2 separate regions of the Homo sapiens genome follow, and region 1 is linked to region 2. A link is an interaction called in ENCODE POLR2A ChIA-PET data of the cell type or tissue named here. Cell type or tissue: PC-9. All regions are shown on one strand.

Region 1 (8,000 bases), 450 kb before region 2:
CACTGCACTCCAGCCTGGGTGACAGAACAAGACCCTGTCTCTAAGAAAAAAAAAAACCTGCATGACTGAGGATGAGTGTATGAATGTATTTAAGAGTCCGTTGTGGCAGCCACAGCATGACATTGACAACACCCGGGGCAGAAGGGGGTCACAGGTCACTCTCCAACGAGGACACACTCCCTGCCTTCCTTTCACAGAGGTGGCTTAACAGGATCAAACACATCTCATTTCTCTGGCTGGTCAACCCTGTCATTTTCCCTCTGGTTCAGAATGGTTTGATATAAGGCCCTACATAAAACAATCAAAAGAAAACCTAAGTCCTGAGGCCTTTAGGGAGTTTAAAACAAAATTTGGTTTTATCCACTGCTTCTTACAGCACCGTAATCTTTAAGAGGCAATATCACGAAAACATAAAGGCAGGTGTTTTGGTTAACAAAATCCAACTTTTTTTAGGAAATTTCCATAGAGTTGGTGGCCAAAAAAACTCACACCAAAATCATTCCAAACATAGTTCTAAATTCAGCCTGTTGGCCAGGTGCAGTGGCTTACGCTTGTAATCCCAACACTTTGAGAGGCCGAGATGGGAGGATTGCTTGAGGCCAGGAGTTCAAAACCAGCCTGGGCAACACAGGAGAACCTATCCTTAAAAATAATTTTTGTTTTTCTATTAGAAAAAATAATAAATTCAGCCTATCATCCACAGTCTGTTTCTGTAATGGGGTCAGCAGAGGTTTGGAAGTATCTGTCTGTTAAATGCATGGCTCTGTGCACACAAACACACATGCAGGGCTGCCGGCTGAACCCCGAGTTCCAGTCTCATCTGCCGCCATGTGTGGGGATGCAGCCTTGGGCTTTGATTTCTACCTCCCTTCTCCCTTCTACACAAACTCACCAAAGTGGGTGGCAGCCTATGAGAACTGAGATCAGCTGAAGGTCTGTTTTTGTAAATATTTTGGTATTATCTGTACTTTCTAGGACATTTGCTTCCTTTATCCATAACCTTGGCTGGGTTGACATCTTTCCAAGTGATTAAACGTCTCCAGATGTGTGCTTTTTACTGGTGGGTGCACAATTACCACGTGTCAATAGAAACTTTCAACACTGCCGAAGATTTTTGGGGGCCAAAGCTCCCATCCCTTCAGTGATAGAGAAGCTAATCTTTCATGTTTGCTTTAGATTGAAATAGTAAAACTCTGGTCTAAGGTTATTCTGAGAAAGTTATCTTTAATGTAGTCCAATAAATGCTCTGTTACTGCATACAGTCAGGGAGTGGTATGTTCTAGTTATTAAAATATTCATTAAAATGATATATACATCTTTTTTTTTTTCTTGAGATGGAGTCTCACTCTGTCCCCCAGGCTGGAGTGCAGTGGTGTGATCTCAGCTCACTGCAACCTCCGCCTCCCGGGCTCAAGTGATTCTCCTGCCTCGGCCTCCCGAGTAGCTGGGAATACAGGCATGCGCCACCATGCCCAGCTTTTTTTTTTTTTTTTTTTTTTGAGATGGAGTTTCACTCTTGTTGCCCAGGCTAGAGTATAATGGCGTGATCTCGGCTCACTGCAATCTCTGCCTCCCAGGTTCAAGCGATTCTCCTGCCTCAGCCTCCCAAGTAGTTGGGATTACAGGCATGCACCAACATGCCTGGCTAACTTTTTGTATTTTTAGTAGAGGCTGGGTTTCACCATGTTGGCTAGGCTGGTCTTGAACTCCTGGCCTCATATGATCCACCTGCCTCAGCCTCCCAAAGTCCTGGGATTACAGGCATGAGCCACCGCACCCGGCCGCCCAACTATTTTTTGTATGTTTTGTAGAGACAGGGTTTCACCATGTTGGCCAGGCTGGTCTCAAACTCCTGACCTCAGGTGATCTGCCCACCTCGGCCTCCCAAAGTGCTGGGATTAGAGGCATGAGCCAGTGCGCCCAGGGATATATATGTATCTTAAAGTTAAATTGCTCCTCGAGAGTGCTTACCAAGCCCCTTCTATGTGCTATAAACTACAAAGATGGTATAAAAGGTTAAGATATGGCTCCTTCTCTTGAGGTACTGAAAAATGTGACAGGAACACACACCAATCATAGCTAGAGGAGTTCCTACATTTGCGGTACAGGCAATAGGTTTGGTTAGACATCAAAAAAGGAACAGATCCATGTGGATTACACAGTTCAGGGCTCTGAAGAAGTGTTCAGAGGAACAGCTGCAGAGGTGGCTCCACAGGCTGAGGCAGGCTGCAAAGGAGAGGCAAGCTTTGCACAGGTACAGCGGCAAACCAAGATGCTCCAGGTGAAGTCAAAGTCCAAGCAAAGCAAGGGGCAGGGCTGAGCATGGCACGTGAGTGGCACGATAACACAGAAAACTTGCTGGGGGGCCGGGCGCGGTGGCTCACGCCTGTAATCCCAGCACTTTGGGAGGCCGAGGCAGGTGGATCACGAAGTCAGGAGATCGAGACCATCCTGGCTAACACAGTGAAACCCCGTCTCTACTAAAAATACAAAAATATTAGCCAGGCGTGGTGGCGGGCACCTGTAGTCCCAGCTACTCGGGAGGCTGAGGCAGGAGAATGGCGTGAACACGGGAGGCAGAGCTTGCAGTGAGCCGAGTTTGCACCACTGCACTCCAGAGCCTGGGCGACAGAGCAAGACTCCGTCTCAAAAAAAAAAAAAAAAGAAAACTTGCTGGGGAGGTGGAGAGGTGGTGATGTTGGGGATGAGAGGGAAACCAGGGCATGACAGCTTTGTAAAGCATGGCTCAGGCATCTGATCTTTGGTTCAGGGGAGTGAGTTGATGACAGGTGCATTTCAGAATGATTCATCAGATGAAGAGAGCCAGATGGACCGGAGAGGCAGAGGCAAGCTGGGGAGACCAGGGAAGGAAGAGCCCCAGGGATCATTTTAGGACCTGCAGGAAGACTCCACAGGGCTGAGGTATGTCTGACTACTGAGCCTATACAGGCCCAGCTCTTTCTGGTTCTTTGGTCTGGAATCCCAAGCTGATAGGGCTCCTAGTGAGCCACCCAGCTGACATTTCTCCCTTGATGCTGACAGTGAGGGGTAAAAGAGACCACCCCGCTTGCACGGGGTAGTCAGTCTCTTGTCGGAGCTGGACCAGAGGGCTGGAAGCAAGGTGCTCAGGTGGGGGTAGGAAGCGAGATACGGAGCGGGGAAACTATGGAGGGAGAAGAAACCCGGACTCTATTTCTTCTGCTTCTTGTTTTATCTAAGTATTATTCGTTTTTAGTGTTGATTAAAGTCTTTGGGAAATTCTGACCTTAGGGTTGGGCTGGGGGAACCATGGAGGGGCTGTCCCTACTAGGGCAGAGCTTTAATTGGTTGGGGAGGGGAATCTAATATTGCTAGGAGGGTTCTTGGTTTCTTAGCAACAAGACAGCGGTGGGGAGGTGGTGCATAGCAGGAAGGGAGGGTACTAGGACTCAAAAGGGCTCTCAGGTCCCGAGAAACAGGTTTAAGTCACTATTTTTGCTTTCCTTTTTGCTTATGAGTCAGAGACTTTGGAGAAACATCGCACAAGGTTACAAAATGACACTGGGTCATTAGCTGCCTTGTATGGGGGCTGGGGGAGAGTACTGCTCTACAACATTAGAGGCTCCCCTGAGATATTTTTAAAAAGATATCTTGCATGCTAAACACTTCATTTTTTTTCCCTCCTCACTCTGGTGCATGTTCTTAACTCAAGGGTTAATTAACAAACTAAATTTTCTGCTTATTAAAAATAAATATGCAGTGAAAAATCTTTCCTTGATTTGTTTACAGCAGTTCAAATCTGATACGATCTCCCAGAAACTATGTGAGCAGGAGGCAGTGGCTAGGAAAGCCCTTGACTGCCCTTGTGAAAGGAGACCAGATATTCCCTCTCTCTCAACTATTAAAAAGTATGTCACGGGCCAGGCACGGTGGCTCATGCCTGTAATCCCAGCACTTTGGGAGGCCAAGGTGGGAGGATCGCTTGAGCCCAGGAGTTTAAGACCAGCCTGGGCAACTTGTCTCTACAAAAAAAAAAAAAAAAAAAATTTGCCAGGCATGGTGGTGTGCACCTGTAATACTAGCAACTTGGGAGGCTGAGGCAGGAGGTTCACTTGAGCCCAGAAGTTCAAGACTATAGTGACCTATGACTGTACCACGGCACTCCATCCCGGGTGACAGAGCGAGGCCCTGTCTCAAAATACATATATATATATATATATATATATATATATATATATACACACACACACACACACACACACACATATATACACATATACATAATATATATAAAATACATACATATATATATATAGTATGTCATAAAACAGCATTGGACTTTTATTTTTTTAATAATGGGGGTCTCACTGTGTTGCCCAGTCTGGAATGCAGTGGCTATTCACAGGTGTGATCATAAACTCCTGGCCTGGAACAATCCTCCTGCCACAGCCTCCTGAGCAGCTGAGACTGCAGATGTGCACCACCATGCCCGGCTCAACGTTGGACTTTTATACGTGAAGAAACATAAAGCCATACTGAAAAGCGACTAAGCTCCTGTTAGTTTTCTGAGGGTCCCCTCTCCTCACAATGAGCTTTCACAACTCTGAGGCTGGGTCTCCCCAGGGCCTGCAAGAGCACATCCAGGCTTTCTGACCTAGTACATAAAGCCCTTTCATGGTCTGGCCCCTGACCTACCCACCTGTGCAGCCTCTTCTGGTTCCCACATTTACAGTTCCATAAACTCATGCTGCTTCCTAGACCTAGAGAAGCAAACCTCTCCTTTTTTTTCTTGTCTGCCATAGATGTCACCTTCTTCAGAAGACGTACCCCTACAACCATCCCTGGTCTGGCTCAGGTGCTCTGAGCCCCCTTAAGCCCGATGGGCACCTACATCACAGCATTTGTATTTCTACCTTTGTCAGGTTACTCCTCCAGGTGTTCATTAGACTGAGTTTCTTGAGGACCAGGGTCACACAGTTAATACCGATACCCTTCTGGTGAGCCACAGTACCACACAAAATCAGCTCTCAGTAAACAAAAATAGGCTGGGCGCAGTGGTCCATGCCTGGAATCCTAGCAGTCTGTGAGGCCGAGGCAGGAGGATCGCTTGAGGCCAAGAATTTGACACTAGCTGGGGCAACACAGCGAGAGCCCTGTTTACAAACACACACACACACACACACACACACACACACACACACAGAAAAAAAAAGCTAAAAATTAAATTTAAAAATAAATAAATGGAAACAGCCAAAAAAGATCAAAAGGGGGTGGGTTGCAAGTGAGAACATGTCCATGGAAGTCAGTCCGCTATCAGACGCCCTGTGGCTCTCCCAGGTGCAACCAGAAGAAAGCTGTAGAGGGTAGGAAGCAGTCATATCTAGCGATTCTTTCCAGGCTAAAGGAGCTGGATAAGTGTCATCCAGCTGGAAAGTGCACGTGGTAGGAAAAGGCAGTCAAAAAGAGAACTAGCCAAGCAAGGCCTTTCTTCTGGGTTTTTCCAGCAGGAATCCTAAGTGACGCCTGCCCCGCTCCCCGACCCTCCTCTACCAAATAATCCCATCAAGGTGGCTGGTTTCAACACTTCATTCTTTCCTCTTCCCAAGGACCCCAATTCCTGGCCCTTCTACCCTTAAACTCTTTCCTGGCTCTTCTGCACTTCATCCAGTCCGGGGATCCTGCCTCCTGCATGCCACCCTAAGATGTGGTTAGAGGTAGCGCAAGGCCATCTCCCCAGCCAGTGGTCCCTGAGGCCCCTCTGTCAGTCTCCCACTTCCTATGTCCCCATCCCCAAGGCCCAGTGCGCTGTAGGCTCTTCCTGCCTTGCCCCCCATCCCTAAGGGTCCTATGCCCAGTACCCCACTTCCCCGTGATCTTTCCTCCATCCCTGGTGCCATCCCCATCCTCCAGGCCCCGTGTCCTGAACTCTTTCCGGGGACCGCTTCCCCTCTCGGGTTCTCCCGAGCGCCCAAGGCAGCCAGCGCCAACCTTTGACATTCTCTGAGGCCTCTAATAATCTGGTCGGAGTTATTCTGAGGCGGGAATCCTTCTTTAGAGACTTCATGGTGCCGCCCGGCACCATGAAACGTTGCCCTGCACCGCCGGCCCAGAGACACCGAGGCTGCGCCGCACCCGCCAGCCAACGGCCGCCACTGCGTCCACAGCAACCGGTGCCCCGCGCGGGGGCGCGCATCCACCGATCAACTTGGGCGGAGACGGCTTGGAAACCTCCTTCTTCATCGGGCCGCGCACGCGCCCGCCGCCGGCGGCTTCAAGAGCGACGGACCCCTAGAAAGCCCTGCGGGCCCGGCCTGTGACGCCACAGGCGGCGCCGACGAGCGCCGTGACGTCACCAGCCGGGCGGGGCGGGGCGGGGGACCCGGGCGAGGACCCCCGCGAGTTGCGGGAGCCGAGGGCTGGGTGGGAGTGGCTGGCTGGTAGGGGTGCATGACCCGCCTCGCCCCGCCCTGCTGCTAGGCCACGGGGGGCGGGTGGGGCGTCGGGGGTGCCAGCCCCTGCTTCCCGCCTTCCTCGACTAAGGCCACATCCTGTCGAGGGACCTCCCTCTGCCCCCCTCACAGCGGTTCTGGGGGGGGATCGGGCCTTTCAGGACGTGCTGAAACCCCTTCGTGGCGTACCGTAGGTTTTAGGTGTCCCTGCCTGCCGTCCCCAACTCGCACCAACGCGCCTGGAGACCTCCCGGGTCCACGCTCGCTGCAGCCACTTTGGCCTTTCATCACTTCCCAAACCAGCCAAAACTTTTGCCCTGACTTGGGGCATTCTCACAGTCCTTGGAGATGCTGCCTCTGATTATTTTAAGTTTATAAACGCACCCGCTTTTTTCGCCTTCCCCTGGAGCCCTGAGGCATTCTGGGATTATTTCGGTTTTTTGTGTAGTTGCCTATTGTCAAACTGGCTCTCAGAATGTATGAGAGCAGGAGCTGCCTCAGGCCCTGCCCCCAACCCAAAGTTTAGCACTAGTAGTCAGGCAGTAAATTGTACCTCAAATAGTGAAGGGGTTCTAGAGCCAGACAATTGGGTTCTAATCCCAGCTATGTCGGCTTGTTAGCTGTGTGTTCTTGAGCCAATGCCTTGACCTAGAGAGCCGGTTTTCTCTGCTGGGCACAGTGGTTCAGGCCTACAATCCTAGTGCTTTAGAAGGCTGAGGCAGGAGGATTGGTTGAGGCCAGGAGTTCAAAATTGACCTGAGCAACGTAGGGAGACTCCATTCTAAAAAAAAAAAAAAATTTTTTTTTTTTTTTTTTTGAGACGGAGTCTTGCTCTGTGCCCAAGCTGGAGTGTAGTGGTGCCATCTCGGCTCACTGCAACCTCTGCCTCCCAGGTTCAAGCGATTCTCCTGCCTCAGCCTCCTGAGTAGCTGGGATTACAGACGAGTGCCACCATGCCTGGCTAAGTTTTGTATTTTTAGTAGAGATGGGGTTTCACCAGTTGGTCAGGCTGGTCTCGAACTCCTGACCTCGTGATCTGCCCGCCTCGGCCTCCCAAAGTGCTAGGATTACAGGCGTGAGCCACCGTGCCTAGCCTAAAAAAATTTTTTTTTAATTAGCTGGCTTTGGTGGCCCACACCTGTAGTCTTAGCTACTCTGGAGGCTAAGGCAGGAAGATTGCTTGAGCCCAGGAGGTCCAGGCTGCAGTGAGCTCTGATTGCACCACTGTACTCCAGCCTGGGCAACAAAGTGAGATCCCCATCTCATACATCCATACATACATATATACATACATAAAATGGAGGTCATAATGCTGCTCTCACAAGGCCACTGCCAGGGTTAAATGAATATGTATGTATTTCTTTTTCTTAGCGAGTATCTCACTCTGTTGCCCAGGTTGGAGTGCAGTGGCACAATCATAGCTCACTGCAGCTTCAAACTCCTGAGCTTAAATGATCCTGCTGCCTTAGCCTTCCGAGTAGCTGGGACTACAGGCATGTGCCACTGCACCCAGCTAATTATTAAATTTTTTGTAGAGACAGGGTCTTGCTATGTTGTTCAGGCTGGTCTTGA
Region 2 (8,000 bases):
CCCCATGGTCCCCACCTTTCCAGTTGTAGGCACCGGGGGCGCCGAAGTACACAGTGTTCTGGGTGAAGCCACCGCTGGTGCCCAGCTGGCACATGCCCGTCTCCAGGTAGTCTGTGTTGCTATTGCACATCTCGTTGTGGTAGGTCTGCCAGTCATCACTGGAGTCCAGCTCTAGGTCATTGCCTCGCACGTAGCACTTGCCCACCATGCGCCGCTGGTCTTCTGACCCTGACCACAGCACCTGGGTGTAGCGGTGGGCACAGACCTGGGGACCCCCCAAACACAGGCAGCCTTAGTCAGGCACAGGGACCCGGGTCAGCTGTCTCTTTTACCCTGTAAGCCTCTGGCTTTGCCAAACAGGAGTCAAAGGAGATCTCCTGGCTTCTCCTTCTCCCAGTGATACTTAAACCTGCATCTCCTTTCCAGAATTCAGAAATCTGCTCTGAGGGTCAGGAACACTTTTTGGAAAGCTGTAAAGTGTGGATCTGAGAGTGGCTTAGAGATCTCAGCAAAGGGAAAGCAGGGAAGGATGAGAGACTGTGGGGTTCAGGCTCTTGGTCTAGAAGGGGTTAGTAACAGAGAGATTAAGGGACTTGCTGCTCTGCCATCTCCAGATGACCCTGTCCTCTTAATGAAAGGACCATTATTAAAATAATAATTACAATGACGGTAATAATAATAGCAGCAGCTAACACTTCATGAGTGCTTCCTATATGCCAGGCACAATTCTGAACTCCTCACATATTAAGTGTTAAGCCTGCTAGTGACCCTATGGTGTAGGAATGATTATTTCCCCCATTTTAGATAAACTGAGGCATGGAGAGCTCAGTAACCTGCATAAGATCTCATATCTAGAGAGAGGCAGAGAATATTCAAACCAAGGCTGTCTCCTTCCAAAATCTGAGCTCTTAAGCACATGCTGTGCTGCTTCACGGAGGGGAGAATCTATGCGCAGCCTCTCTGGGTGCACTTTAGCTGCTCAGTATATATTTATTGGGCAAACTGATGGGCCAGAATAGGGTGACTTAAAACAGCCTGGAGACAGGCAAAGTCCAGAAGTAGGCCCTGGTTCTTGTTTACTTGCTTTCTGTGGTCCCTTCTAGCTGTGAGCTCCACCAGCATGTTACCTGAGCCTGTCTTAGTCACTGCTAAGCTTCTAGGAATAGCACAGTGTTTGGTACACAGTAGGGGCTCACCAAATATCTGTTGAATGAACAGTGAGTAAATAACTGCTAAAGGATCCAGGGTGCAGAATCACTTTAAATGGGCTCCTAGACCACAGCCATCCATAACAGGGTTATCAAAAAGGCATTTCAGTGAACTGATGCCAACCTGGAGCTTAAAACAGTGTTCAAAGGTGACAGAAATCCCAGCAGTGGTGGCTTATGGGGTGGCAAATGATTAGAAGGGGTTACAAGGGCACCTTCTGGAGTGATTTTAAGATATATCTTTGGTTATACAGGTACATACATTTGTAAAAATTCATTGAAGTTTGAAATCTGTACATTTCACTGTATGTAAACATTACATCAATTTTTTCCTTTTTGAGACAGGATCTGACTCTGTCACCCAGGCTGGAGTGCAGTGGCATGATCTCAGCTCACTCCAACCTTTCTCTCCGGGGTTCAAGTGATCCTCCCACCTCAGCCTCCCAGGCAGCTGGGATTACAGGCGCATACCACCATGCCGGGCTAATTTATATATTTTTGGTAGAGATGGAATTTTGCCGTGTTGCCCAGGTTGATCACAAACTCCTAGGCTCAAACGATCCTCCTGCCTCATCCCAAAGGAATGAGCCACCGAGCCTGGCCACATCAAATTTTAAAATGAGAAAAAAGCCAGGCATTGTTGCTCTTGCCTATAATCCCAACTACTTGGGAGGCCGAGGCAGGAGGATCACTTGAGCCCAGGAGTTCAAGGCTACAGTGAGCTATGATCATGTCACCCACTCCAGCCTGGGTGACAGAGCCAGACCTCATCTCTAAGAGAAAAAAAAAAAAAAGAAAGAAAAAGAAAAATGGGGCCACATACGGTGGCTCACGCCTGAAATCCTAGCACTAGCAGTTTGGGAGGCCAAGGCAGGAGGATCACTTGAGCCCAGGAGTTTGAGACCAGCCTGGGCAACACAGTCAGACCCTGTCTCTATAAAAACTTTAAAAATTAGCTTGGGAGGCTAAGGCTGGAGGGTCGCTTGAGTCTGGGAAGTCAAGGCTGCAGTGAGCTGAGATGGCACCACTATACTCCAGCCTGGTTGAGAGATGGAGTCTTTTTTTTTTTTTTTTTTTTTTGAGATGGAGTCTCGCTCTGTCACCCAGGCTGGAATGCAGTGGTGTGATCTTGGCTCACTGCAACCTCCACCTCCCAGGTTCAAGCGATTCTCCTGCCTCAGCCTCCCAAGTAACTGGGACAACAGACGGGCACCACTGCACCCGGCTTATTTTTTATATTTTTAGTAGAGACAGGGTTTCACCATATTGGCCAGGCTGGTCTCGAACTTCTGACCTCATGATCCACCGGCCTCGGCCTCCCAAAGTGCTGGGATTACAGGCGTGAACCACCACACCCAGCTGGGAGTCTTCTATCTTGAAAGAAAGAAGAAAGAAGAGAAAGAAAAGAAAAGAGAGAGAGAGAGAGAGAGAGACAGCCTCATTCTCTCTTTGCCTGCTGCCATCAGCGTAAGATGGGACTTGCTCCTCCTTGCCTTCCACCGTGATTGTGAGGCTTCCCCAGCCATGTGGAACTATCAAGGCAAGAGAAAAACCTGACATCAAAGCAACACATTCTAAGACTGAGTTTATGTGCCTATCTGGATACTGATAATTCATGTCTGAAGAAAGTATAAGTATTGCATTCTCTTGGTCACAGTAATTGTTTCAGAGAGGAGTACCTGAAATAGTCAGAGCTAATGAGTTGTAGTCAGATATCTACTGGGACTATAGAACTTGAAGGTCAAAGAAGATAAAGCTGAAGCTGTTGCATTCATCTTGGCACTACGAAAAGAATGCCTATCAAAGAATGGAGGCAACACGAAGAACACAGAGTTAAGTGCTTGAGATAAATCACATCCTGGTGGCATCATATGAGCACCAGGAGCAAGGCAAGCCTTAACCAGAACTCTTCTGTGTGTGAAGCAATAAAATCAAAATCCTTTTTGGAATATAACAACAACAACAAGAGACAGAGAGAGAAAAAAATGCGGGGGGAAATGTCTATCTGGGACCCAGAAATGGAGAACTCAGGGGCTGCCACTATAGAATGTGGGCAGGAGGTGACACATTTGATTAGCCCCCAGACCAGAGCTGGGTGAGCCGGGGTCAGCAGGGCTGGGCCTCTTCCGGCAGTCAGCCTCCCAGGAAGGAGCGCCAGCCAGCGCTGAGCTGCCTGGGGCCCTCTCTGCCCTTTCTCCTCCTTGCAGTTCCCTCGGCTCCCTCGGCTTGTTCCCACGAAGGCTGAGCACCCAGTGTAGGCATGCGGAGGAAGTGGATGAGTCAGAGAACTCAGGCCGTGCGGGGGTTTGGGAGAGCACAGGATACTCACCCCCTCCCCAGGAGTGCAGAGAGCGAGGGACACACAGCCACAGGAAGGGACATGTGTGCAGGCCCCAGCACACACGCGCCGTGGACCCCCCTGCTGCCCTCTTCTTTCCTCCCAGCTCTGGAGATGAGGGGAGAGCCGGGTAGAGGTGGAGGAGCCAACACTGAGCACCCACTTACCAGAACTCTGCCTGCAGGGCCCTGGCTGGCCACAGTCACTCCAAGCCACATGTCCTCAATAATGTGATGGCCAGGGTCATCTGTGGGCACCGGAAGGATCATGAATCAGAGCACCTCACCCATACTTCAGTGCCCAAAGTCTCCAGAGGGCAGGAGTGGGTCCCGCTTGGGCCCTCCACCCACAGGGCAGCCCTCCCAACTCCCCTTCTCCAGCTCGTCATTATTCTGAGCTCTACCAATCCCATCCAGCCCCACTCTCCTCTAGGGCACCCTCTTCCCAGCTGGACAAGAAGCGACTAGAAGCCGTGTGAACAAGCCTTCTATCTCCTCCAGGCCATTCTCTCTGCGGTACCCCCCTGCCAGACCTCTGACCCAGCACCCCTCCCCAGCCCCTTCCCCTCACTTTTCACTGTGATGTTCATCCGCTCACAGTCATCCTTGTGGGCAGTGAGTGGGCACAGGTACACAGCACCAGTCCGGTTGGTGTAGCCATCGGGCACAGCGAGCTCCCGGGGGGCACCAGCCAGGAGCCTGGGGATAGGGACGGAGGTGGGTCCGGGTTCAGACTCCCCAAGCCCCACTTGGAACAACTTGTTATTTATTCAACATACATTTACAGATTCTTGGTGCCAGGAGACCCCCAGCTCCTGCCCTCCAGAAGTGCCCAGTGTAGGGTAAGGCAGGCAAGGAAAAAAGACACTAGAAGGAAGTGCCCCGGGAGTGGGAAGCAGGGAGCACAGTAGCCCAGGCTCAGGGCTGAGGGGGCAGTGATGGAGGCCAGCAGAAGAGGTGACCTAATCTGAGTCTGAGGACAATCACCAGGGTTCTCCAGGTGAAGAAGGGGAGGAAGAGCACTTGGGCAAAGGCACACATGTGCAGGGCCAGGAAGCAAGAGCCAGCAGGGTGAATCAGAGACCTGCAAGGCCCTCAGCATAGCTGGAGTCCAGGAGCCTCTGGGGAGGCACACAAAGGCAGGCTGGGAAGGTCCTTAGGGGAACCACAGAGGGATTTTAGGCAGGGGCATGACATGGCCAGATCTCAGTTTTGGAAGGAATGCTTTGGCCTTTGAGATGAAGGTAGACCAGAAGAGAGCAAGATGAGGAATCCTGGCAGAGAGTTCAAATTCTGGGGGTTCAGAGGGGAGAACTTAGGGGACTGGGTTGTCAGAACGCTGGGTTTTTCCTCCTGAAGCCATGTGGAGACTCAGATCTTGGAGACCTGGGCCCCTAAGCGACCTGGGTGATGTCCAACATCCTTCCCCAGTTACCTTAAGACAGGCACACAGGTAGGGGTTGGGATAAGTACCTGACACTTTGGACAATGTGGCCCCAGAGCAGAGTTCCCAGTGGGTGGGCAGCAGGTGGGGAGGGAAAGGGCTCTTGCCTTGCTCCCAGCCTGCCCAGAATCCATCTTTGGGGATGCAGACAGCAAGTTCCTGCAAGGATGCTTAGGACCCTGGCAACCCGTCCCATACCAGAGGGGTGGCTGGAGCAGAAAGAGGCAGGGGTTGGCCCTGAAATGCCATCTTAGAGGACAAGCCTTGGGCCATCAGAAACCCCGGGGATCTTTGTTAAAAAGGTAGATTCCTCTGCCCACAACACACCATCTGGTGGAATCTGGTGCACCCCAGTTTGAGAACTCAGTTTTAGCAGATTTTCTCCCCACATCACCTCCCTGCAGCCTCTAAATGTTCTGCCAGGAGCCCCTGCTCAATCCTGATGGCCCTGGCCTTCTCGGGTGGCAGGCACCTCCCAGGTGCCCCACCATTTGGCCCCAGCAACTCTATCACTCTACAGCTCCCAGCTCAGAACTTGGGCTCTGGGCCTCCTGCCAGTCTGGAAGTGCCAAGCAACAGCCACGCCTGTAGCTTCTGCCTGGGACCTGTGAGTGTGGGCTACAGGGAGTGGGCTGGGCAGGGCAGGGCAGTGCAGGGCCTGGGCATGCCAGGGCCTGGGGTATCTCCACCCACTGGGAGTCAGGAATGTACTGCCTGCGGGTGCTGGGAAGGGGGTGGGACCTTGCCTATACTTCAAGACAACAGCTCAGACCTCACCCTGGGGAAGTGTTCCTGGGAGAAGGGGTGAAGCTTCCTGGCCAGGGAGGCTGGCAGGGGGCCAGGGTGGCAGCCAGGCCTGGAGAGTCACTTCTCTCTGGGCTGGGAAGGCCTCGATGAGTCCACTGCCTGACCACCCATGGACATCCGCTCTCTGGCGTGCCTGACAGATGAGAGAAGGGACCCACAGCCTGCGGGAAAGGAGCATCTCAGCCTGAGAACCCACGGACCTGGGTCTAGGGTTTGTTCTGCCTGAAGGGGCAATTTCCTTTCCTTCTCTGAGCCCTGAGTGCCCCATCTGTAAAATGGGGGCAGCCCCTCTCCTGCTGACCTCCAGGGTTGCTAGAGGAACAAATAGGTCTATTCTACAAAAAGGTGTTCTGATATGAAGCCATAGCTAATGTGAGCATTGTTGTTCCGATTTGTTGTGGCATCAGGACTGGTCTAGCATGCCTCCAGCCCTCCCTCCAGGGACCCAGGAATTTCTTTTTTTCTTTCTTTTTTTTTTTTTTTTTGAGACAGGGTCTTGCTCTGTCACCCAGGCTGGAGTGCAGTGGCACAACCTCGGCTCACTGCCACCTCCGCCTCCCGGGTGCAAGTGATTCTCCTGACTCAGCCTCCCAAGTAGCTGGGATTACAGGCATGCACCACCACGCCCAGCTAATTTTTGTATTTGTACTAGAGATGGGGTTTCGCCATATTGGCCAGGCTGATGTCGAACTCCTGACCTCAGGTGATCCACCCGCCTCGGCCTCCCAAGTTACTGGGATTACAAGCGTGAGCCACCGTGCCTGGCTGGACCCAGGAATTTCTGCCCTGGCATGTTAGGGAACCTGGAGCAGAGGGAAAAGAAGAGACTCCTTTGGTGGTTTAGAGAGATCAGCAGGGAGACATAGGAAGACTTCCATGGCTTGAGGATACCAGGTGATCACTGGGGTCAGGGTGGGAGCGCTGGCAGCTAGAGTCACTCTACAGCGGGGGCTCAGATCTGGCTGGAGGTGGAGGTTGGGAATTTTCTACAGTGACACTAAGGGGTCCGGGCCTCAGTGGGAGGCCGGGCCTTGGGCACGCCTGTAATGGAAGTGTTGCCCCCTTGTTGCTGCTGCTGCCCTGCCCATGTTGTCATACAGGAGGCAGCTGAGCAAAAGGGTCTCCATGCCCTCCCAGCCCCCTCAACTCAGCCAGGAAGGGGCTAAGGGACTCCCTCCTCTGAACTTCCCAAGGTACTGAGCAGGCAGAGCTGGGCACGCATGTCAATCAGATTGAAATACTTCCCCTTACCACCAATACCCTCCTGCCTGTTGCCTGGAACCAGCCTTATGCCTACTGATAGAGGGCAGGGCAGGGCCAGTGCCCTAATCCCAGCCCTACATCCCAGGCCCCTCCCTCCTCAGAGATTCCAGAGTGAGCCCCCGCTTCACCCCCCCAGAGTATTTTTAGCTTCCACTTGGCCCACTCAGAGGCCCTTTAAGGCCCTCTGGCTCCCAGCCCAGGATCCAATGGGTCTACAGCCAGAGGCCTGCACATGGATGGGGGAAGGCGGGTGTGCAGAGGGTGGTTCCAGCTTCCTCCAGCCACACACACCCAGGTGTGTGCGGAGGGGGTTGGAGAATCCTGAAGGTGAGAGGGACCTTACTGTATGCAAATGAAATGCAAATTAGTACACAAATGAGCAATTCTGCCAGCCACCTGCTTTTAGGTCTGGTCCAGATCACAAAATCCAAAAGCTGACCCCTTCCAGAGCAGTACTGAACCCATCCCCTCAGCTGCAGCCAGAAGGAGGGAGAGTAGGTGGAGGGATGCCTAGATGGAGCTCTTAGAGCAAGGAAGATAGGAGATGGGACTGCCCCTCTCCTGGAGTCAGGCTGGACTGGGGGGAGCAGAGACCCCCAGCCCCCCAGATGGAGTGGGATGGGTGAAGTGACTACTCAAGGGCTTTCCAACAGCTGCCTCCTCACCCTCCCATTGGCTCCAGCCAAACAGCCCCTCTTGGCCTCTGCGGAGCCCCTTGAGCTCCAAGTTCCGAAAAAGCCCTTCCTTACCCCTGCCCTATCACTCCCCTTGGGGCAGTTCAGAGCTAATGGAACAGCCAAGGAGAAAGCAGAAGAATCAAAGAAGGGCGCGGCACAGTACCCAGGAGAATTCAGGGTACCAGGTTGGCTCACCTCAAAGAGGAGAAGGCCCCTGGGGGCACTGGGGTGGGGTAATGCTCAGAGAAGCAGCCTGTAAGATTC

Evidence for each region. Peaks named below come from ENCODE experiments on the same cell type or tissue, not always from the same donor. Only the 100,000 strongest peaks of a DNase experiment are listed, where the experiment ranks them.
Region 1: POLR2A ChIA-PET joins it to region 2 with 11 read pairs; 2 of 35 experiments call an interaction of 5 or more read pairs at or near these places.

The regions. Positions count from the first base shown.
Region 1 is chr17:50,506,718-50,514,717 of GRCh38, reverse strand. MYCBPAP (MYCBP associated protein) reads right to left here and starts at 6,279. Exons shown (of 19, transcript NM_032133.6): 1 at 5,968-6,279. The coding sequence starts at 6,043. RefSeq lists silencers at 3,223-3,312, 6,284-6,573 and enhancers at 3,413-3,612, 6,054-6,183, 6,204-6,263. In PC-9, no CTCF peak of the experiment used is centred here; DNase peaks (open chromatin) are centred at 2,817 and 3,477; H3K4me3 peaks cover 1,685 bases; H3K27ac peaks cover 1,227 bases.
Region 2 is chr17:50,060,321-50,068,320 of GRCh38, reverse strand. It overlaps ITGA3 (integrin subunit alpha 3), which reads right to left. Exons shown (of 26, transcript NM_002204.4): 2 at 4,117-4,244; 3 at 3,714-3,793; 4 at 16-265. Among named protein-coding and RNA genes, the nearest start is that of ITGA3, 8.2 kb to the right of the region's middle. RefSeq lists enhancers at 3,014-4,213, 5,168-5,668, 5,669-6,169. In PC-9, no CTCF peak of the experiment used is centred here; DNase peaks (open chromatin) are centred at 3,440, 3,810, 4,560, 5,720 and 2 weaker places; H3K4me3 peaks cover 4,967 bases; H3K27ac peaks cover 8,000 bases.